Regions from separate parts of the Mus musculus genome. Here all the other regions are linked to region 2. The links are chromatin loops, found by intact Hi-C in ENCODE. Cell type or tissue: heart. All regions are shown on one strand.

Evidence for each region. Peaks named below come from ENCODE experiments on the same cell type or tissue, not always from the same donor. Only the 100,000 strongest peaks of a DNase experiment are listed, where the experiment ranks them.
Region 1: it touches region 2 in a loop (8-fold over the local background); 9 of 42 quality-filtered maps call a loop at or near these places.
Region 3: a loop joins it to region 2, with 2.4 times the contacts of the local background. A loop is called at or near these places in 3 of 42 quality-filtered maps.

Annotation. Positions count from the first base shown.
Region 1 is chr8:107,878,317-107,886,316 of GRCm38, reverse strand. No RefSeq gene overlaps it. Among named protein-coding and RNA genes, the nearest start is that of Gm39242, 48 kb to the right of the region's middle. In heart, a CTCF peak has its summit at 4,283 (motif pointing left); no DNase peak of the experiment used is centred here; H3K27ac peaks cover 152 bases.
Region 2 is chr8:109,181,534-109,189,533 of GRCm38, reverse strand. All of the region lies in intron 5 of D030068K23Rik (RIKEN cDNA D030068K23 gene), which reads right to left. The region is part of intron 1 of 4922502B01Rik (RIKEN cDNA 4922502B01 gene); the gene reads left to right. Among named protein-coding and RNA genes, the nearest start is that of 4922502B01Rik, 64 kb to the left of the region's middle. In heart, a CTCF peak has its summit at 3,453 (motif pointing right); no DNase peak of the experiment used is centred here; H3K4me3 peaks cover 665 bases; H3K27ac peaks cover 689 bases; H3K27me3 peaks cover 272 bases.
Region 3 is chr8:108,690,030-108,698,029 of GRCm38, reverse strand. Gm42043 (a long non-coding RNA gene) reads left to right here and starts at 4,420. Exons shown (of 3, transcript XR_879166.2): 1 at 4,420-4,737. It also overlaps a transcript of Zfhx3 not described here. In heart, no CTCF peak of the experiment used is centred here; DNase peaks (open chromatin) are centred at 1,789, 3,969, 5,939, 6,619 and 4 weaker places; H3K4me3 peaks cover 3,958 bases; H3K27ac peaks cover 2,510 bases; H3K27me3 peaks cover 3,000 bases.

The sequences.
Region 1 (8,000 bases), 1.3 Mb after region 2:
CCAGAAGAAGAGCTGGGATTCCTTGCTAGAGAATACATCTGTCCCCCATCCAAACTTCACTCAGTGCGTGGCAGGAGAACAGCCTAGACATTCCACCAGCTGCTGTTGGAGGAAAGGAGGGGAGACTCATCCTGCTGGAACCAGCTTCCCCTCCTCTCTGTCTTGGCTGTCAAAAGCAAACACAAACACTCTGGGGTTAAGTCAGCCCAGCTGGAGGGCCAGCCCCGTGCCCAGCCATCTGCACAGCAACTTGCAGACCAGTAGTTCCCTCTGTAAGACAAAAGGCAAAGAGAGGGAACCAGAGAAGGGCCACAGTCTGACTCCAGGGGGTTTTGCTCTCTCCTTCCTTTTGACCTTGTGTCATCCCTGCCCTCTAAGGGGACCAGAACGAAAGAGACAGATGAGGGATTCATGCAACAGAATGTTCTGGAGACCATCAAGCAAGACCCTCACCAGATACTTGAGGAACTAGATAGAACGTTCACTTGGCACCTCTACCTACCCAGGGCCATGAAAGGGTCTGAGTGAGTTCCCTCACCCACAGCGCGGAGCCCCTCCTGGTTTGAATCAACGCTAGACAGTCCTGTCAGAGATTAAAGGAAACAAAGCCAGACTGAGTCCCGATGGCTGTTCTCTGACATCTAAACTATGCGTAAGAGGGGAGCATGGGAGCCCTCTGCCAATTATCCCAATGACAATGTTAAAATGTAAGGTTGGTCCCACTCACTTGAGAACCACTAGTGGGCCACTTTCTTCCACTGGTGAGTGATGAGGGCCAGGAAACCCTAACATGAAAGAGGATTGGGAAAGACCCGTGGAGCCTGATGTATACGCATGTGAATGCAGCACCCTGGTCACATGGCCATCTCCTGCCAGGTAGCTTGGCTCAAGCCCGAGAGAGAGCATGCTTACCACACAAGTTCCTAACCCTCTGTGACCCCTCTCAGCCTGACTCCACCTGGTGTAATCCTTTGATCTTCTTCCGTCGTCGTCCCTACCTCATCCTAGCCAATCTGATTTCAAACTTTAAAAGGTGACAACTTTGAGGGGACAGATTACAGCGATGGACTCCAGCCAACTGAAGCACAGAGCCAAACACCCTCACGCAGGATCAACCCGCAACTCCAAAGGGAAGGAGCTATTTCCAGAACATTTGTTTAATTGATGAATAAAAACGGGTTCTATTTAGTGCTGTTTTGAACGTTGTATTCGTTGTAGAGTAGCCTAATTGAGCTCATTAACACGCATTGTCTCATATAGTTAGTTTTAGGGTGAGAACACATAAAAATCTCTCTTAGCAGGTTTCAAAATATATCACTTTTATTATGAACTATGATTCCCTTCTTGAACAGTAGATCTGAACTCATTTTTCTATCTAATTGAAATCTTGCTTTGGCCAATATCTCCCCAATACCCTGCAAACACTGTCCTATTTTAAGAATTTCTTTCTTCCTTCCTTTCTTCTCCTCTCCCCCTCCTTCTAGATTTTACATAGGAATAAGATCACATGTTATTTAGTTTTCTGTGCCTGACTGATTTCCCATGGCTGAATATGCTCCAGATTCAACTATTATGTCCCAGATTACACGACTTCCTTCTTTTTTAGGGGTATATAATATTCCACTGTATATCACCGCAGCATCCGTGATAGACAGGCAGGTGGATTCTGGGCCTCAGCTCTTGGGGACAAGGTTGAATGAGCGTGGAATAGCAGATGACACTTGGATGTACCCATTTCACTTCCTCTGGATGTAAGCCATCAACCATGTCTGGTCAAGCAGTAGCAGTTCCATTTTCAATTTTTCAAGGACCCTCCACACTGGTTTCCTCCATGACTGAATGCACTTCACCTCCTACCAACAGCTCCCAGATAACAATTCTTTGTTTTCTTTCCATCTCTGGGGTTCTTTCTCTGTAAAAACAAAACAGAAATCAGCATTCAGAGAGAGAGGGAGAGAGAGGGAGAGACAGAGAGACAGAGAGACAGAGAGACAGAGAGACAGAGAGACAGACAGACAGACAGACAGAGAGAGAGAGAGAGAGAGAGAGACCATCTAAATCACTTTTCCAGATGAGGCAGGAGGACATGCTACATACGGCAGATGTTCTAGTGGGCAGTGCCAGTCATCTCCCCATCACCCCACCCCACCTCCTTCTCCTCACTTCCATACCCGCAAACACGGCCGGCTATGTTTCTGTTTCGTAGGACAAGCTACATAAACACACATAAATACGGTTAGATTTGAAACATAAGATCTGTAACAGCCTCTGACACCGAGAACACACTTGATAAATAATGAAGCAGTGTCTTCCTCCAAGATGGTGGGAATTTACCATCGGGAAGGGAGGCAGAGCCCCCTCTACCCTGACACACACAGAGTTCAAGACACCACGAAAAGAATACCACCCAGGGTCTCCATCCATTTGTCTCATGTGCCGGCTCAACCCAACCCACCTTCATCTTCCTCTGAACTAAGACAAAGGGGTCTAATGTGTTCCGGGCAGTGTCACAAAGCACATCAGGAGTGAATGGGGTTTATAAGATTAGATACTTTCTCTCCAGGCAGTGGGTCAAATCAGAACCTTCGCTCAGCCAGCCCAGTGCATAATCTCCTTTGATCACTTTCAATCAGACTAAGTGTCTGCAATCTGTACAATGGCCACTAATTTAGTGGAAACAAATAATTTGGAGAGCCTGATTATCAAAAGATGAGACAGAACGCAAGGTCCAGACTGGATAAGCATGCTGGAAGTTTGCTCTTGCCTCATTTTTTTTTCAAAGCTGCCATGACCCATACAGCATTACTGCATTAGGGACTTAGAGTTGGTCTGCTAAGCTTAAAAATAAAAAGAAGAAAGAAAGAAAAGAAAAAAATGGATATTGGATATTGTCACACACACACACCCTCATGAGTTCCTCATTTAAATAAGGAACAGGGTACAATGCATCAGTTAAATCGCAAGCCTTTGTCACTGACACACGCAGCCATCCACTGCCTGGACAACTTAACATGAAAGGGTTTCATTGTGTGAAAACCAGAGCCTCTTTATATATATATATAAGATAATGTATAAAATTCTAGTTATACAACTGGCCGGCATCACAAAGCTCTGTGGGTCCTGGAAGCCTCTCTCTCTCCCCCACCATGGATAATAAGGCATGGGGTTTTGCTTGCTTTGATTAATTTCAGAATATTGCACTGAACCTGCATAATCCCTAAGACAGCAGAGTAGAGGAGAAAAAGTGATGGGCAATGATAAAAAAAAAAAATGAAATGATCAGGCAAAGGCTGTGTTCTATCCGTGCTGTACAACACACAGGTATGCACATGTGCACACACACATGCGCACACACATATACACATACACACATATATGCATACATACACATGCACACATAAACATATATACACACACACATGCATGCGCTAGAGCGTGCACACATACACACACACACACACACACCATCACCACCACCATTACAAAACTGATTTCAGCAAGTACTAACCACAATAATGGTCAACATACAAAATGGTCTTTGACTCTAGGACTTAAATGATATGCACGAGGCTGCAGCAAGCTTAAACAAAACCTCTGAGGTGTCGCCAGGGCTGTGATCAGATATATAACATCACTGGGAAATGCACACCGCCTTTTTTTTTCCTCAAATCACAGCAGCCATTATTTATACAAGTACTGAATATGGAAAAGGCTCTGACAACTTTACAGTGGTGTTTGGATGGATGAAGATGCGGGATGATGGATGAGGGAGACAGAGGATTCCCTTATTAAAGCATCAAATTCGCCTCTAAATATCAAACAGACATCTTAGCCCCAAACGCGTACTGCTTCCTACTCAAAATCATATAGACCGAACACATGAACGGCCTTTCTTTGATAGAAAAAAAAGGCAGGGTGTTCGCCTAATGAGTAGTGTTAATTTTGGACTAGGCCATTAAGTACCTTTTTTTTCTGCATAATGTGAACTCAGAGTCCATGCCTATCAAACAAGAATAAACGTGACAATTTGCAAATATAAATGAATGTTGGCAGAAACGGGACAGATCCCCACCCTGCCATTCTGTTCTAAAATTTTAGTAAATAATTTCAGCAGATAGCATCTTCCAGCTATATTTTTGGTGTCTTTCTTGACAGGAAAGCTGCTATGAAGGGATGAAAACTCACCATTTACTCTGTGATTTTTTTTTTTCTTTAATACTGTGCTCGGATTAAAAATATAGACTCATACATACAATGTTGGTAGCACTGCAGCGCCCACTAGTGGACATTCTGGAACCACGGAGGCTCCTGTCTCCAGCGTACATTCAACAAACCAAGTGTGTTCATCGTAAAAGTGTAAAATCAAAAACGAACAAAAGAACATAAGATAAAATGAGCCTGATTTACGAAGTGTGGCAACTTGATTCTTATTGTTTCCATATGATGATGAGGCTGGTACTTTTTTCCACAAACCTCAACTCTACCTTGGCTCTTCCTGTAAGATTAACAGTAGGCAGAGAAACATGGGCCTGATATTCATGAAGTGTCTGTGTCTAAGGAATCTTGCCTAAGAGTTCAACTAGAACACGAGAGGGTCCGGAAGCAAACAAACAACAAAACCAAATGCCTGTTTGTAAAAGAAGCCAGTTCTACCCTAGTCACTGCATGGGCTAGATCTCGCCTATCTCTGCCTCCCAAAGCAATGACACCACTGGGAAGTGGTCTTTTGGTATCAGCATGGTCTAACATGTAACCCAAGAGTAATGTGATTATAACTTACCAGGAAACAATATTTACATGTTGCTAGTGTTTCCGGTTCCTTTCCTTACAATGAAAAACAAGTTTCCTTTGGTCTTTTAATGTTTCTAAGTACAGTGATGATTAAAGCCCATATCTCTCTCTCTCTCTCTCTCTCTCTCTCTCTCTCTCTCTCTCTCTCTCTCACACACACACACACACACACACACACACACACACACAGAGAGAGAGAGAGAGAGAGAGAGAGAGAGACAAAGACAGAGACAGAGACAGAGACAGAGAAATATTTTTCACACATAAGCCTAGAGATTTTTCTTTAGTTTCATGTCTAAGAATTTGTATATTTTTAAGGAGCTTATTTTAGAAAAAAAATGCTAACACATTTCTAAAACTTCATTCACAAAGCTGTAAAGGAACAAAGCATTCTTAATTCGTGTTAACGAAGACATCTTATTTAGCAGGTGTGTGTTGAAAGGAAACAACGCAAGCCAGGAAATCAAGACTAAACTAGTTTTAAAATCCAGAGGGTTTGCCCAATGCAAATTAGGAGTTGTGTTTTAACACCTGAGAACTAGTGATATCATATCAGCCAATTGTGGAGGTCTGAGTCTTTGCTTTCTCTGAGAAAGAAAGAAAGAAAGAAAGAAAGAAAGAAAGAGAGAGAGAGAGGGAGGGAGGGAGGGAGGGAGGGAGGGAGGGAGGGAGGAAGGAAGGAAGGAAGGAAGGAAGGAAGGAAGGAAGGAAGGAAGAAAAAAAGAAAGAAAGAAAGAAAGAAAGAAAGAAAGAAAGAAAGAAAGAAAGAAAGAAAGAGAGAAAGAGAGAGAGGGAGGGAGGGAGGGAGGGAGGGAGGGAGGGAGGGAGGGAGGAAGGAAGGAAGGAAGGAAGGAAGGAAGGAAGGAAGGAAGGAAGGAAGAAAGAAAAGCTTCCTGAGCAGGTGGAAGTGAGGACTCTTTGGATACCAGTGAGCCTGACTGGTGACCCTGACCAGAGAGTTGCTTCCAGGCTCTTTCCTGAAATATGCCACTGTCCCTAACTCTGAAGCCATCAGAAGCCCAAACCTGGGCACCTCCTCTTTGTTGTGTCTTGACACAGACACATCCTTCTTGATTCACAGTTGAGCAGTCGAACCTTTGTATGGGTTGTTTTGGAAAGAAAGAAGGTTAGTAAAAAGAAGGAGGAGGAGGAGGACGATGTTGGTGGTGGCGGCAGCGGCAAAGGAACTGGGAAGCAGTTTCTGCCATGACAGCATTGCCCACATCTCTGAACCCATTCCCAACATTGGTTTGAGCTCCTCAAAGACACAAACAGGCAGTAAATGAGCGAAGGCAAGAGGTAACTACCTAGAGCCTGGACTGCAGGTCAGATGGCAGAGCCCCTCCTTATCCTGTGGGAAGCCCTGGGTGGGATCAGCAGCGTTGCCTAAAAGCAGGTGTGGCAGCCAGCTCTGTGATCCCAGCACCAAGGAGATGGAGTCAGAAGGACCTGGAGTTCAAGGTAAACTCTGGCTACATAATGAGTTCCAGGCTACCTAGGATACTCACGACTGTGGATGGGGTGAGGGGGGAGAGAGGGGGGGAGAGAGAGAGAGGGAGAGAGAGAGAGTCCTAGATCCATGAAGATGCCCAGCTGGGTGGGTTTCATCGACTATGGCCCCATGTTGAATTTTCTAGGTTCAAATCCCACCTGTACTGCTTACTAAAATTGGGAAAGCTGCTTAACCTGCTCCTATTTGCCTCATTTATTAAGAAAGGGATCTCATGTGGTTGTAAAAAAATCAAATGTTGCCCTGGCACCAAGCAGCAAATAGCAAAGAAAGAAAGAAAGAAAGAAAGAAAGAAAGAAAGAAAGAAAGAAAGAAAGAAAGAAAGAAAGAAAGAGGGAGGGAGGGAGGGAGGGAGGGAAGGAGAGAGAGAGAAGAGAGAAAGAGAGGAAGAAAAAGAAAGAAAAGAGGCTGGGGGCCAGTTCAGTGAATAAAGTGTTTGTACGCAAGACAGAGTCCAGATCGCCAGAAGCTATGAGAACTGTACACAGGAGTGACTGCATCCTGACCCAAGACTCAGAAGGCAGAGACAAAGGATTCCTGGGCAAGCGAGATAGCTGGGTGAGCCAGAACTGGCGGGGTGGACCCCACCTCAGCAAAACAAAATGGAAAGGGAGTGAGGGGACATCTAGTGTCAACTCAGGCCAGCAAGCGCACACCCATTGCAGTGTTCACAAGGACAAAAAAGTAGCCAGCCCACGCATGGAACACAAGCAAAGCAATGGAAAAAATATATTTCTTTCTGATACATTTTGAAACAGGGCCCACTCATGGAAACACATACACACACCACACACACAAACAAAATAGGATTCAAAATTAAAATGCTTTGACCTTAAAAACAAAACTTACTTCTCTCTTTTCTCCATATCGTGAGCGTGAAGCTGTTTCCCTCCTGTACAATTAGAGATGTTTTGGAGATACCAAAAGAATTATTTTCCCCATTTTTCTACCCACGGAGGACTCCATGGTTTAGCCATCTTCTGTTTTGAAGCCCTCTGTCAAGATTTTATTGTGTTGAGAGCTGGCGGGATGGCTCCGGAGGTGAAAGCACTGGACAGCAGACCCGAAGACCTGAATCTGAGCCCCAGGACCCCACGTGGTGGCCAGGTAAAAGCCTGACACATCTGGAGAGACAGCTCAGCAGTTAAGAGCACTGGTTGTTCATCCAGAGGACCTAGGTTCAATTCCCAGCAGCCACATGGCAGCACACAAGCAAGCATCTGTAACTCCAAGATGTGACACCCTCACACGGACATACACGCAGGCAAAACACCAACACCCATAAGATGAAAATAAACACACTTAAAAGCCTGGCACAACTCCACGACTCTGAAACCTCAGCATAGCATCGAGGAGTGGCAATCCCAGGAACTCTCTGGCCATGCAGGCCAGTCTACATGGTGGGCTCTCTGCTCAGTGGGGAGAACCTGCCTCTCACTGTGGAACCAGCAAGACAGCTTCAGCAGGTTCCTGCACACGAGCCTAAGGACCTGAGTTTGACCCCCAGTATCCATGGAGGGAAGAGAGAACTAGCTCCCAAAAGCTGTCCTCTGACCTCCACAAGCAGCCTGCAGCACATGCACACGCAGTCACAATCATAAAATAGTTTGTTTTATTTTAAGTGGACGGTATTAGTCTCTTCTCCTTCTCCTTCTCCTTCTCCTTCTCCTTCTCCTTCTCCTTCTCCTTCTCCTTCTCC
Region 2 (8,000 bases):
TATGGAGATACTGATATACTTAGTCTAGAATAGTACAAAAACCAATGAGTTCTAAAGTTACAAGGGACTTTGCTGTCCCAGGTCCTTCTTGCAGTGGGCTGGCTTTTGTAGCGTGTTCCCGAATCTGGGTTTCAGACCTTTCATTAAGTGGAGGTACTGTTTCTCTCTGTTGTAGTACTGGAGAGCGTGGCTGGCTGCTCACTTGATGTTACTATCACTAGAACACTCCAGGAAGTCCATGGGAGCTAAGACAACTTTGTATCTCATTTCTTATTCACACGGCCCATCTCTGACTCAAGATGTACACAGTGCAACACTTGTTCCAACCAACACTAAGAAGGAAATCTCCTGCTCACTGGCATTTCACCTTCAAAGCGGCTGGCCAGCTAGCTAGGTGTATGCTCTTTGGATAGCTCAGGCATTCGGAGAGTAGGTCCTATCTGGGTCATTCAAGTGATGGCCTTGAAATGCACCCGTTTCTTCCCTTTACAGGGATGACAAGGAGAATTTGCAAGGCGAAAACTCCCTAAAAAACGGCCCTTTGCTTATGGTCCACTCTCTCGGTCCTTTATGGTTTGTTTTGGTTTGGTTTCCCACGCACCAGAGTGTGTCTTCATCTCTCACCTCGAAGTCCTTTGTCTTAAGGCCTCTGCTACCACAAACAGGTTGAATCCTGTTACCAGTGGTGTTAAGCAACCTACATGTCCTTAACCTGAAAATTCTTCACTACAGTCACACCTTCAACAGTCATGTGAACACAGACTCTTTGGAGTATTTTTCTATCTAATCTCGAGACGTGCCCTGACCCCACGAAATTTACCCTCAAAGGCTAGAGCCCTGGCTAAAACAATTAGGGGTAATTACTGAAAATACACAGTCTGTCATGAATTGAACCTTATCAAATGACCAGTTGGTACATTCTCATTGCCAGTTTTGAGCATCTCTTCTGCTGCCAAGGCATTGGGATCTCTCACTTTGTTCATTTCAAATCTGCTGATCTCCCAGAAGCAGGGCCCATGAAAAACTGAATGACCCTGATGACGCACTCTGTCTCGGATTCTCTCTCTGTCTCTTTGTTTCTTTCTCTTTCTGTCTCTCTGTCTCCCCCCCCCCCACCCCAATCTACTTATCTCCTTCTCCCCCTTACCCACCCTCTATGTTCATGAGTATAAAGAAATGATTGTTTCTGTAGCTTTAGGTCTGAATGCTTGTCACTCCATTTGCAATAATTCAATTTATCCTCTTCAGCTGCACTCCTTGCTTCCTTCAAATCTCCATGCAGGCAAGCTTGGCTAATAAATTTTGATTAATGTAGCCGAATATAGACTCCCACCTCGAGCCCCCTTTCCTTGGTATACTACCATCGGGCTGGTTAAAGAGAGAAGGAAATAAGAATACAGTCAGAGGGAAGGAATGGAGACGGGGTAAAATAGTAATAAAAAATAATTATATAAAAATGCTAAAGATACCACATCTGTCTTTTTGCTTAGCCCACTGAGCTTGGCAGTTCCAGACTTAAGCCATTGTCCATGTTTTAGCAGATATGGAAATGGGAAAGGAGAAGAGGATGTTTATGGGCAATTATTAAATAGTGCAGAAAAAAAACAGAGTCTTTATTACAGTGGTAAGGGAGAGAGGAACGGAGAGAAATTTCTTTCCACAGATTTGCCTTTGTGATCTGGAAGGTGCTGTTCCCCTGCTTACACTCTGTTACCCTGGCAACACACTCCTGTAAAATAAAGATTATTAAAGCGCATATGATTATTTTGCTGCTGAGTGAATAAGACAAGCCGCTTCTGAAATGCCTTATCAGAGAAATTCAATTTTAGACCAAATTGTGTTTTTGCCTCCTTCTGGTTCTCCCTCCCCCCGCCCCCCACTTCAAATAAAACCATCATCCCCGCAGTTACCACGCGACAGTTACCACACGACACTTTGTTACTTATTCACACCCTCGGTATTTCCAGCTTTCTTTTAATTTCAGGAAAGCCTCACCCCCATTTTCATTATTGTCCTCCCCCCGCCCTCAAGCGGACTACCACTGTTTGCAAATCAGAATTGGAAAGTAATGTGGCTAGGCTTTGATTTGATTATTTAGGACTTGTAAAAAATATCGGGTTCTGTACCACACATAAATGCTTATATTATACACCCAATAAGCAATATTTCACTGAAGAACGGCGTAGAAAGTGAAGATGAGGCATGTGGTGGTCCTTTAAAGGTTGCAGATGCAACTGCTCCAGTCACCCACAACAGCCAGGCTTAGTGTCCTGGGCTCAGTGTCCTAGTGACGGCGTCCTAAGGTGTGCAGTTACTGCAAAGACGGGCAGCTTCACAGCTGCAATGGCTGCCCGGTGTACCTTTGTTGTCTGTTACCTCTGTATTTGCTATTCAGTCAGTGATGATGACAGAGAGTTATGAGGAGGGCAGAGATTATTCAACAGACTCCATAGGCTCTTTTAATATTCTCCTGATGAGATAGTAACATCAACTTTGCTAGAGCTGCCATGTGATTTTTTTTTTTCCTAGAAGCTGTACCTTTGAGTCTCTTCAGGGTCCAAGTGTAAGTCAGTAGTGATAGAAAAAAAAATAAGAAAAGGGGAAAAGGAAAGAAAGAGAGGAGGAAGGGAGGGGGAGGAAAGGAAGAGAGAGAGAGAGAGAGAGAGAGAGAGAGAGAGAGAGAGAGAGAGAAATTGGTACCTGTAAGCTTGTATCATTTCCATACAGTATGAAAAAAAAAAAAAAGAAACCATTTAAAAATGTTAAATATAACAATTAAATCAGCATGGAAGGAGAGGTGGGAATGATGGAGTCTGTTCAGAAAAAAAAAAAAAAAAGACTCCAGTTGAGGCTGTACAGAGTAGATCCATAGCCTGTCTGTGAAACCTGCTGAGAGACATGGGTGCACAGAAACAGCACCAGGCGACCTGTATCCTACACGGCCAGGCAGTGGGCAGCTGAGATGGATGTCACTGCCTTCACCAGGACTGTTCATGGGACACGTCCTTACTGCTAGAAGGCACTGGCATGTAACGGGATACTGCCGTGTCTCACCACATACATGCACACACACATCCTTGCAAAAACACGTGCAGCAGCGTCTGGTGTTGATATTCTAGTCCCACGTAATTGCTTTCCTTTATTTTGTTGACATTCATTTTCAAGCCTGACTCAGAACCACCACTAGGAAAGTAAGCAGGTAGGGCCTTGGTTGTCAATTTATTTATTTTTTTTTATTTCACTAACTGCAAATCTGTGCTTGTTTGCAAGAAACTTACGGCATTTGGTACTTAGCAGTGCTAGAAATCCCAAGAACAAGTAGGATGTTGTATCAGTTTCTTTGATGAAGCAAACCATACATCCTATTATTCACTGTATGTGGGTGAGCTACCACCACCAGGAAGCTCACTCCTGGCTGTAATTCACTCCCAGCACTGCCCAGAAGGTGTCACCACAGCCTCATTGGCTTCAAGGATTTGGGGACAAGTGGGGAGTAGGAGGCAAAGGGAGAAAAACAGACACAAAGAAGGGGAAAAAAAGTGTTCACGCAGACAAAGGAAAACAAGACAATGTGCCAGGCAATAAAACTCCCAGAGAAACCCAGACATTCGCCCAACCTAACAGTGTGACTTGCCCAGAGGAGAGTGGCCCTCCGTTTGTTGGTGAAGGCAGGAAGTGGGAGAATGGAGGCAGAGGCTGATCCACGCAGGCATTTTGTGGAGAGTAAACAACACGTGGTGAACACTAAGCCTGGTCCAAGATGCCCATCTAACCTGCTCACCTGGCTTTCACCTGTGGTGGTGGTTCGGTGCTGGACCATACAAAGGGGACCTAACAGCTGCGAAGCCATGCTAGGAAGAGTCAGACGACATAGAACACAGTCTTTTTTTTTTTTTTTTACTGCGGAAGCCACACAAATTAACTCCAAATTACTGCTACAGTCAGACAAGGAGAAGCTTCGAGGCACAGAACTTGTTGCTGTAGTTCATCTTGCTTGAGGTGGTGGCTTCACTCATCTACTAGTTGCTAAAAGCCACCCCGTTTACAGCACGACAGCTTTTAATCTCTGCTCTCTCCCCCAGCAGCCCCCCCCCCACCGTAGTTTAATTAAAAGACAATGAACCTTTTAAAGTAGTCAGACGGAAAATATAAAATTGCCCTGTTCTATCAAAGCTTAAGACATTCTCGTTCTCAGAACATGAGAGGAATTCAAAGTAGCTCACTTGGTGGTTTATTACGCCATGGTCCCTCTGTGCCATTCTTTATCAGGGCTCTTGGAATAGCTATTTGAAACCAGAAAGGCGGGTCAACCTCAGACTGATAAATAGTCAAAATTACAAACAAGCAAGCAAGTAAAAACAGCCGCATGCGATCAACATGGTGTAGTCTCTAGGTCATTGTGTGTGATATTTATTTCTAGAATGTCACTATACATCGAAATTGCCCCTATGTGTTAACTTACAGGAGTCTAAAATAGGTAGCCTTTCTGACTTAATATATTCTCAGTTTAAGAGTACAGGAGCTATAAGAAGATTTAAAAATAGTAAATGTTATTGGATGATAGGTGGGTATGGATACTTAGCCTTCTTCTAACTCCACAGCCTAAATCTATTAATTTTGGCAAAGGGCACCGAGACACATCCGTGTGATTTGAAATGTTTCATGGGAGTCTTTAAGCATGAAGATCCCGTCTAATCTTTCCAGACATTAAGATGCTTCATCCCGAAGACCCCTTCATAGCAAATTGTAAGCTGTTCTGTTTTATGCGCTCTGACAGGATGAAGGGCTGAGCTGGCCCTAGAGGGATAGGAGACGGACAGAGTCTGAGGAGTTCAAACTTGAGATTTCCAATAAAGCACCTCCTACAATTAGAAGACAGCTATGGCAGCGTATTATTAGATAGTTGCAGGGCACGAAGAACTACTTTCTTCTTCTCACCTTAACACGGCCCTAAAATGCCCGCCGGAATCCGGCTTCGGCAGTCCGTCCTCCCAGATGAGCACCCAGGTTCTTACGGTCGGTCACCTACTTGAGTGCTGCACGGCACACCTCATTCCTGTTCTCTGCTACCTTCATCCTTGATTTCTTACAGATTCAAATCTGCTTGGTACTCCTCCCCAGCCATCCTTACCCAGCATCCTTGAGTTCAAGTTTCTCGAATGGGTTAAAGACTTCTACTTTTTCTCTTTCTTTTGGGTCTACCAATCTCCAAAAAGGAAATTCTTACTGAATAAGAATTGTTGTTTTCAGATGTCTATTATGAAAATCCTACTTCCAAAGTGTTAGAGGATGCCAAACCATCAATTAATGTAATGTCAACACTTATTTTCCTGGAATGAGGCTTGTGTTCTATTCTTTGAATCATAAAATAGATTTCCCTTTAGAACATACAATTATAATAGTATATTTTACTTTTTTATGTATTTATTTATTTATTTGGTTTTTTGAGACAGGGTTTCTCTGTATAGCTTTGGCTGTCCTGGAATTCACTTTGTAGACCAGGCTGGCCTCGAACTCAGAAATCTGCCTGTCTCTGCCTCCCGAGTGCTGGGATTAAAGGCGTGTGCCATCACGCCCGGCATATTTTACTTTTTTAAAGTCCCTGAGAACTAGTTCTCGTGGTATCAGAAGGCTCCACACAGGCTTCCAAGCAACTGATAGCCCTACCCTGCTCTATGGCTCCAAACTAAAACAATGACCGCCATGGCACAATTTGCAATAGGGGCACACACAACTTGGTGATAACCAACAGCTGTCAAATTGGACTTAAGATCCTCTCAACATGAAGAAACCCACGCCTGGTACTGGAGACCTAGCCAGCTCCCCAAGGCTGATAAAGTCACTAATCTGCGAGGAGAACCTAAAACCCACCACTTAAATATAGCCACATATATAAGCCATATAAATATATGGCCAAGGATATAACTCAGAGGATATAAATCAGCATAATCAATAACTACATCCTAAATCTCTATCCTTTTATGCATATCTTAGTCTCATCTCTCATCAAAGAAGCATTTCCTTGCAACAGTCAGACATGACTGCAGAAAGTCACAACTACATAAAATGCAGAGAGCAAGTGAGCACGGGCTGCCCAGTCCCAACCCATCCATCTACACCAGCAAAGATGAGAGGAAAGATGGCTCCTGATCAAGATGAACCAGGAAAGATGAGAGAAAAGGTAGTCATGAGCCAGATTACCATAAGTTTGCTGTGAGATTTTACTATTAGGAATACCAGAGAAGATAAACCCAGGAAATCTCATCAGCACGGATACCTAAACAAACTCTGAACAAGGACAACGTCGATAGACACGACCAAGAGAAGGAGAAATCTCATTAGGCCTCAGTCTAGTCAAAGGACTGCAGTTAACTAAGGGATGATGAGAACTGGAGAAACCACAGATCAGTGATCCAACACTGTGTGGCCATCTCTGAAATCATGTACGTACAAGTAACACTATGGGGACTGAGCAGGTTGTATTTGTATATTTAGGGATGTATAGGCATATATATGTATATGTATGTGTATGTATATGATGTATATGTATATATACACATAAACACACATAGAGAGCATGTATTTGAGAGAGAACAAGAGGGGTATAAGGGAATGGTTGGAGCAAGGAAAGACAAGGGGAATGATGTAATTATATTTTAAGTTAAAAAATAATTCAATAAAAAGTTCTCCAAGCTGTATAATTTTAAATATAAGCCTGTGAAAATAACCTTATAGAATTAAAGTAATGAAATGAAAACATGGTAAATAAATGTCAATAAACCATAGAATTTACCAGGGAGAATTCTACCACATTAGGGAATGTTCTTGAAATATATTCTGAAAACTTACACTACAATAAGCAATAGCTGGAGCTCTGAAGTGATAGCAAGACCATTTAGTCTCTTCTATAATTTCTTATTATTCACTACTTTAAATACTGTTAAAATTATACTAGTTTCTTGAATTGGGTAAGAAAATCAAATCAGACGGCCACTGGTAATGGTTACTGTACTCTATAGATTTAGAATCATCTAGGAGACACACTTAGTGTGTCAGTAAGAGGGGTCCCGTGGAGCTCTAACTGAGAATCACCTCCGGATGCAGACAGTACTATCCCAGGGGCTCACATCCTAGACTGCATACAAAGGGAAATGTGAACAGAGCACCATTCTCCAGTTCTCTCGGCTTCCGGCTTCCTGCTTTCGGGCTATGGATGCAGTGTGACCAGCTGCCTCACACTCCTGCTGCCATTCCGTGTGCACCATCACATCCTGTACTCTGAAACCGTGAGCCAAAACAAACTCGTCCTTCGTCCTTCGCTGAGCTGCTTTTATCTGACTGACATTACAGGCATACATGCTTCAGAAACAGAAACACACAACACCGTGCAGGTCTGAGCTGCTACAGGCTGAACTCTAGAGGAAACCAGTAGTTAGGTTCTGGTGTAGTGAGAAAGATTAAATGGATTTCACAGACATGGAGACGTGGTGGGGAGCACTGTAGTTTGATGTTGGGACCTGGGGTAGGCTCCTTAGTTAAAGGATATGGCCAAGGTTGATTGTACCAACGCCTTCATATTACTCTGTGCTGAACACCCAAATGCTAGCCCAAGACCTGCAGTTTTACTGAAGGAAGCCAGACACAGGCCACTGAAAGACTATCATAGCAAGGAACGAACCGCATTCCAAAGATCCCATGAATGGGATACTAACAAAGGTATTCAAAACAATCAACAAACCAACTGTCAGAAAATTAATGCAATCCACACAAAATTGGTTTTATTGAAACCATCTGGCAACGACATTTAGGTCTTGAGGAGTAGATTTTAAAAACTTAAATATGTTAAATGAGTTCATCAAGATATCAGACTAAGATACCAACATCTAAAGTTACCCAGTTCTCTATACCCTACCAATATATCAATAAAATTTAAAAACAAATTAAGTGATAGCATTTGTGATAGCATCAATTAAAAAAAGAAAACACCTGTGAATAAATGT
Region 3 (8,000 bases), 490 kb after region 2:
CAATCTGGGGGTGCAGGAACAGCAAGAGTCTGTGGCTCTCGCTGGGTTATGCACCACCACCACACACTGGCTTCCCTGTTGGTGACCCGGTACCAGAAGTCTGCACCGCATCAAAAGCCGAAGGCGGGCGCGAGGAGGAGACAGAACTAACCTCATCACAACTCAACAAAGTGAACAACTACAGGACAGACACCCTTGGTTGGACAACGTGCGCTTTAGGGAGTCTCAGGAGCACATAACTTGGGGAATGATGCCTGCCGGCTACAGCCTAAAGAAAAGGAAGCCCTGAGAAGAGCGGGCGGGGGTGTGGTGGTGTGGGAGTCTAAGGAGCAGAGCTGTGAGCGTGCTCCACCAGGGCTGGCCTGGGGAGAGAATGCCCACAGTGGCACGTGCATTGTTGACAGGCAGGCATGTGCTAATGGAGGGGTAGGTGGCTGAGCAATCCCCCCCATGCTTGCATTTCTTGCAGGCATGGTTTGTTTAATGATGAGGGAATTGAATGCCTCGCACACACACACACTTTTTTCTTTTGCTGAGAAATGTAAAAAAGGAACCTATATCATATATATGTTCAGAAAAAAGTATGCATTTTTCCTTGAGAAATACCTAGTGCCATAATATTTCTGATTTAAGGGGCGAGGGAAATCTTTGAAGTGAAGGAAATCAGTGGGGGACGAACTAGCTCTTCCTGATTTTTTTTTTTTTTTTTTGTACTTCTCAAAGCCAGTAATGGGATTTAAAATGAGAGATTTCCAGTCTTCGTCCTCCCTGCCATTCCATTTCACTGTTTTTCGCCTCAGAAAACCTCCGAGGTAACCGACTACACGTCTAAGGGGGTGGATTAAAGTAAAACAAGGTTTGGGGAACACATCAACTTTTTGTTTTCTCAAATGAAGTTGGAAAAAATTTTTCTAAGGACAATTTAAGCAACAAAGGACATTGAACAGATATGCTTTCTAAAGAAAAATAAATCCGATTCGTTTGTTTCTCCTTCTTAAGACTAGAGAGAAAGGTGAATCTGATCTTGGAGCGTGCGTAAGGCACGAAATCTGGGGCCCGCCTTTGGATGGGGAAAATGGGCAGAGGCAAGGCACCCCGCGAGGTCCCTGGAGAGGTCCAGGGCGCAACAGGCTTAGAGCACCAGGGATTTGACTCCAGCTAGCCACATTCTCCTTTGGGCGGCCTTCAGGCTCGGCATAGGGCAGGGAACTGACCCCCTGTGTGCTTCGGGCGCGCCCTTAAAACCACAGCCGCTTGCCAGTTAGATTGTAGAGCTCAGTGGGTAGTAGTGACATTCGACGTCAGTTTCTCGTGGCCAGAATAGGACGCACCGATTTTTGTATCTGCCTTACTATTCCCCCCACCTGGGGGCTGGACTTTGTAAAGACCAGTCACCTCCCTAAATCCCTCCATTCTGCTCTCCCAAACCATAACCTCCAAGAATCCCGACATTTCCCCAAGATGCAGATTCCGGTTCTCCGAGCTAGTGCGCGCATCCCTAGTATCTAGCACGCCTGATATTTCGGGGCCCTTTTCTTCCCTCTGGCTTGGGATGCCGAGAGGAAGCCAGGAGGCTCTGGCTCCTGAAGACACCAATTGAACCGCTTAGGCCAGTGAATAGCCGCAGCCAAGAAACCCAAGTGCCTCTTGCAGGTGCGCGCCTGGCACGTTCCTGGGGCCCCTCGGCTGGGAGGGGAAATAGGCTAGCCCCGGCGGAGCCAGCCTGTCACCGTTCTTCTGCGGGAACCTAAAAAAACCATTACGCCCAGCCCGGGCCCCAGCTGCCCAGCTGGAAAGCAGAGGGCGCGGCCGCAGGCACACCCCCTGGCCCGGACAACGTTCAGGCCCAGCCCTTCCTCCCCATGGCTGCGATTCCCTAGCTGGGGCTGCCTGTTCTGTAGATTTTTTTTTTTTTTTCCTCCGCCTTTGCAGCCTGTCGAGCTTCCCAGACACTGCTAGGCCACCAACGTCCCACCCCCGCCCCTCTGGGAACAGAGGTGGGGCTGCCCAGGAAGAGGTCCCTGAACGCCAGCTGCAGAAGAACACTGGAGAGTCCCAAGTCCCAGGCTTCCCCTCCCAGCCTAGGTGTTTGGGAAGAAGCCGGGTTCTGTAGCCTTCGCGACCTCAGGGCCGAGCGGAGAATGGAGGACCTACTGGGGCGCACCGCAGACCCTCCTAACCAAAGGAGGTGGGAGTGGGTGTTTGGTTTAGCTGAAGGCCAACTTCAGGGGTGCCAGTGTCTTGCGTGCATCTCCCTCCCTCGCGCGTTTTGTCTGGGAGGGGGGAAATGAGAAAGAAAAGAAAGCGGTGGATTTGCGCCGACCCTCCTCCCGAAGTCTGGGAACGCTGCTGCAGGAAGAACCGCTCATAAAGACACTTTAGCCCCCGACACTTGAATGCTAAAGGTTAGACTTACAGTCTTCAGGGAAGGGCTTCCTGCCAACTAGGATAGCGGCGCACGCTGCCACAGGCCGTGGACCACACCATCCGTGGCCCCTCCAGGTGCGGTCAATGCGATAGGCTCCGGGTGTTTGTTTACTTCAGCGACCAGAACCGAGGTGCCGGCTCTTCCCTGCCCCCCAGCTCCAGGGAACCTCTTTTCCCGGCCTCCGCAGTTATTTGCCGGTAGCTGTCTGCGCCTACCTCATTTTGTTCTTGGTATCTGTCCCCTGCCCTTTGGGCTCCTACCAGGAGGCCCGAGATTCACAGCAGGACTCACCTTTGGGTGAGACCGTGCCTAGCCCTTTTCTTTTCTGTTTCCGGGCAGGCGGTGAACCCTAGCACAGGTGAAAGAAACAGGGGTCTACAGGAAGACAGGGCCTGCAAGGGAGTGCCAGGTGGGGCAGTTTTTAGGTGGGGGAAACTTATTAAATAGCCATGGAGAATCTATCCCAGAGATCCTAGGACCAGGGGCATCTCTTCCTCCCTTCCAACCCAATGATGCTGAAATTTGGAAGTTTAACCTTAGGAGCCAAGCAAGTGTCTATTTTCTCTATTCCTCCAGTCTGCTGCGTTTGCTGAGTACCTACTATGTGAAGTTCCCTTCCATCCCCTGTACCTGTAATTGTATTCATTTGCAATTGGAAAATGCTCTGAGTTCCATTTTCTATTCAAGAGGATGATTGCACTCAGAGAGGCTGTTACTCAAAGGCCACACAGCTTTAAAGTTGCTCAGCTTGTACTGGAAACCCACTTCTGTGGGGCTTTACACCAGCTGCCTCTTGTCAAAGCAAGACAAGCAAGGTGCCCGTCGTCGGTGGAAGAGGAAAGCTAGCAGTGCCATTTAAGGCAGAAAGACAAAACAAGCATTAGTTTCCCATGGTTCCAGGGCTGACATTCGAGGATAGGAGACAGTCACAGGCCGGCAAGGAAGATGCTCTCTGTGACAGAAGCCATAAGGAAATGCAGCAATGGCAACTCAGCCAGGATGTCTGCAAGGGTACAACCCTGATGCAATGCCCCAGACGGGCTAGCCTGAGCTGCTCCCACCTCAGGAGCAAAAGCTTCTACAGGGCCTTCTTGTTTTGCCTTTGCAAATTGTCTTAGTCTACTTGAAGCTGGGACAAGACCCTTACTTCTACACGTCATCAAGACGAACAGGAAAGGACAATCAGATGACCAACCAACCACTCATGAAAAAAATATTAGAAAATCCAGTAAGCTGAGAATTAGGTGACAGGAACACTCAAATGACAGGCAGGCTTCTTGGGCGCATGAGAGTGTGGGCTTTGCAGACCCTAGGGGAGAAAAGGGTGTGTGTGTGTGTATGTGTGTGTGTGTGTATGTGTATGTGTGTTGTGCAAGCTGCCAGCTCCTGCCTCATAGATTCCAACTAGGTCTTAGCCGCCCTTCTGCAAGGTTCTCCAGCGTTAGACCACCACACACTGGCCTCCCTTCACTGTGATTAGCTGGTTGGCTCTGACTGAAGGTTTCCCAAGTGTGGGTGTATGCCACTGGGCAGGACTGGCTGGCCTGGCCCACATGGAGGGCTGCTGAAAGGCTTGTTAAGGAAGCACTTCTGACTAGGCAATCCAATTACATAATGCTGCAAAAATAACTCAGGCCTAGGAGTTGTGTCAGAGTGACATATGTTGTTACCAGAGGAAGGGATCAAATATCTATCTTTTAACCCCCAAGGGGCTAAAAGTACATGCGTGCGTGTTAGTTCATCACTCCTCACTCGTGAGAGGAGCTAACGGGGTGAGGGTAGAGAAATGGCATCTACAAACATCTTGCCCCACCCCCACCCCCATTCCCCTGATGCAACTAAAGCCCACTTTCTGGTCACCTCCTAAGTCTAACAACAGACACACTGGATGCCCCAATTCATCTTGAAGTACAGTGCGTCCTGCTCCAAATGCGCCAGAGATGGTTGGAGAAATCAAATGGGGAGAGAAAAGGCAAGGGAAGAGGTCTTGTGTCTCCGGTGGGGGAGCAGTCTCTTCTTGTATCTACTTGGTAGATACACCCTGCTGCTCTTTTAGGACTACTGAGGCCTCCCTGTTTGTCTGGCACCATCCAGGTTACACTCAGGAACCCTCTCCAGCCCAGAAGACAGACACAGCTGATGGGCCTATTTCTCATGGGCCTTGGCCAAATTCCCACAAGGAGAGAAAACAAGATGTACTGTTCTGATCCAAAATTAATACGCACTGGAATGGCCTAAAAGAGAATTTCACCAGACATACAGAGAGAGGCCTTACTTCCAGGAATGTGAGCCCACACATCACAGCCAAGGTGAGAGCTGTCTGGATAAAACAACTTTTTTTCTTCTTTATTTGTTTTTTTTTTTTTTTTTTTTTTTTTTTTTGAGACAAGGTCTCTCTACATAGCCTTGGCCTCTCCCAGGCTGGCCTGGAACTCACAGAGATCCACCTGCTTCCGCATCCAGAGTGATGGGATTAAAGGCCCACTCCACCACTCCTGTCAGATCAAGTTTTCAGATGTGTCCTTTGAATTTGAACATGCCCTAAATTCTTACCATGCCTTGCTGGGGGAACCCATTTATATTTCTTAAAGAGCTGTGCTTGCAAAGCCGTGTTTTGTCTCAAGAAAGCCCATTAAGCAACCTAAGTTGTCCTTGAATTCCCAGTCTCCCTGTCTCAGCCCCATGTGTGCTGGGATTACAGTGGGTGCCACTGAGCCCAGTAGCAACTGCCTTTTGACTGTCTGTGTGGCTTCCGTCCCTCACTGTGACACTGAAGTCACACACTGAGCTGTATTAGATTCTTGAACATTTTGAATCCTCCAGTTTGTAATGACAACATCTGAGTTTCATTCCGAATTGCCCTTTCCAATCCAGCCCTAACCTAGACCCCTCTGACCTGTCTAAGCACTAAGACAAGCTTAGCTTGCAGTTCATTTCTCCCCCCACCCCCCCACCCCAACCCCGTCCCTCAAAATCAAACTGACTCTAAACTCCTTGGGCTAATTACAAAGAAGCAAATCCCGTTCAATCTTGGAGCCTGTTCCTTGGGCTCTAAGAACACAATCTACCTAGGCTCAGAGAGGGAAAACCTGCTCATTGAGGATAAAGCAGAGCCGAAAGGGTGAAGCCATCGCCACTGCCTCCCCCAGCAGGCTGCCTTTATGGAGTCTATTTCCAGTCTGTTTACCTGGCAAGGACCACGTGACCAGCCCAGAAGGAAATGCTGACATCATTGTCTCTCGCTCTCTCCCTCTCTCTCCTCTCCTCTCCTCTTCTTCCTCTTCCTCTCTTCCTCTCTCTCTCTCTCTCTCTCTCTCTCTCTCTCTCTCTCTCTCTCTCTCTCTCCCCCTCCCTCCCTCCCTCCCTCTCTCTCCCTCCCTCCCTCACACGTGTGCGGCTCGCCTCTCAGCCAGCATTCCCGTATCCCTCCTCCCATCCATGGCCTGAGCGCCCCTCCCCCAACACTCATATATCTCTCCCACTTATTTCTGCCTTTCTCACGCCACGCGCTCGCCTTTGTTTTCCCTTTTCAGAGGCTGTCTCGGAGAATATCCTGCACACACACACACACACACACACACACACACACACACACACACACGCTGGCTTTTTTTCCTTTTCCTTCTCCATCCAGCCCTTCCTCTTTCAATATCACTCAGATCTGTGGCCATTGAGTGTTCAGTGCGTTTTTAAAATGCACTTCCTCTTTAGCTATATCTTTGCAATTTCTAAATTAAAAGGATGGTGGTGGTGGAGGGGGACAACAAACCTTTTAGACAGCCCAGAGAACCTTTCAGGCCAGGGCAGGATGCGGGGCCAGAGTCGGGGAGCAAAGCTACACCGTCCAGCCATTCAATTTCCTGGTCCAGTGGCCTTCAAGATTTAGGGGTCGGGGGTTTGGTCAGACGTGGCCTTTTTATTTATTTATGATCAGGCTTTTCCTGGCTACAGTCCTATATTTTTATCATAGCTGCTGGCCACGGGTGTCCTTCCTTCCCCTACATCCAGTCTGTGCATGCCAACGGAGCAAGGCAAATGGACCCTGGATTTTTTTTTTTTTTTTTTTTTTTTTTGCTAGTCCTTGATCAGTGAGGGTGTGAAGAGGCGGCTTCTTCCAGCCAGGAACTTCACAAGCTGGAAAACCCGGACGACGGCACAGCGGCTTGCAGTAGCCAATGCAGGTGCCTCCTGCCTGTTCAAAGGGCTATTTATAAGTAGGACTGTGTGGCACGGCTGTGGGGTCCAGCTGTTCTGGAGACGCTTCTTGGTGCACATGGGCGCAGCGCCAAAGCATGCAGCGTGGAGGAAATGTTTAATAAAGACGTGGGAGCCTCCGTCTGTTTATTTATTCTCACCAAAAAGGTGGACAGAGGGTGTCCCTGGAAATAGCTTTGAAAGCAGACAGCAAGGTATCCAGGCCCAGCCAGGGCAGTAAAGGAAAACTCCCTGGCCAAAGAGGGAGGCAGGCTTGGCTCCTCCCCCCTCCCCTACCCCAGATGGTTATCTGGGCTTGTCTACCTTGTACTGTGGGGGTGGGAGGGGGAGGGGGAGAGGGGGAGGGGGAGAGAGAGAGAGAGAGAGAGAGAGAGAGAGAGAGAGAGAGAGATGGAAAGGTCACACCAGAGAGAGACTATTAAGAAATCATTAGTTAGGTGTGAACTTCTCATTCGTAACACTTGCAAAGGTGGGACTCTGCTGGGAGAGCCTAGTAATGGAGGACGGGTGTGTTTACTGCTGCTTCATTCTGTGGAAAGTCTCACATAGAACATTCCTGAAGGATGATCGCAGATGAGACCTTGAACTGTGGTATAGTGGTCGTCCATGTTTGGCTGTGTCTCTGATTCCTGCAAAGATAACTAACTGCCAGTACTGTGTAGCCAGCCAGGGAGAGTTGGGACCTTGTAAGGTTGCCTTCTCAGAAACCTGTTTGCTCAAGCTGGTGGAAGGGATTGGCAGTCATAGATATACCTCCTACAGACTCATCAGGACCTAAGTCTTCCTTGAACATGCCAGGGATCTAGAACTTTCTGTGGGCTTTACATATTTGCTATGACGTCTAACTTTAAACTTCCAAATGTTATAGGCTACATACTTGTCTTTGTCTAATAGACAACCAGCCCCTGTTGACTGAATGAATTCAGGGGTTCTGGTCCCAAATAAAAATGGGGTTAGAGGGTCTTCTCGGTGTTATCTGTGGTCTTTCGATTTCCTACTCTGGACCCTCAGAGGTGGGTTTTGAGGTGTTTGTGAAAGTGAACCCCACCATATCCAATTCTCATCTATCTTTTCAAAAAGGTAGAATACAGTCATAGCTACCCACAGTGGTACAGAGGATGAGAGGATGAGAGGGATGAGAGGGAGGATGCAGAACAGGAGGAGGAAAGGGATGGTATTAGATGTTGTTTTTTCTTACTATGGCACCTCTCAACTTTGGAATGGTCTAGGGATCACTGCTGGAGTTCACTTCCTCTCGTAAGCCCTGGTCCCCAGCCTCCCGTCCCCCTTTTCAAATTTAGCTCATAATGTAGGGGATGGACTCATTCATACAGCCAGGCCTAGCCCGGCTTTCACT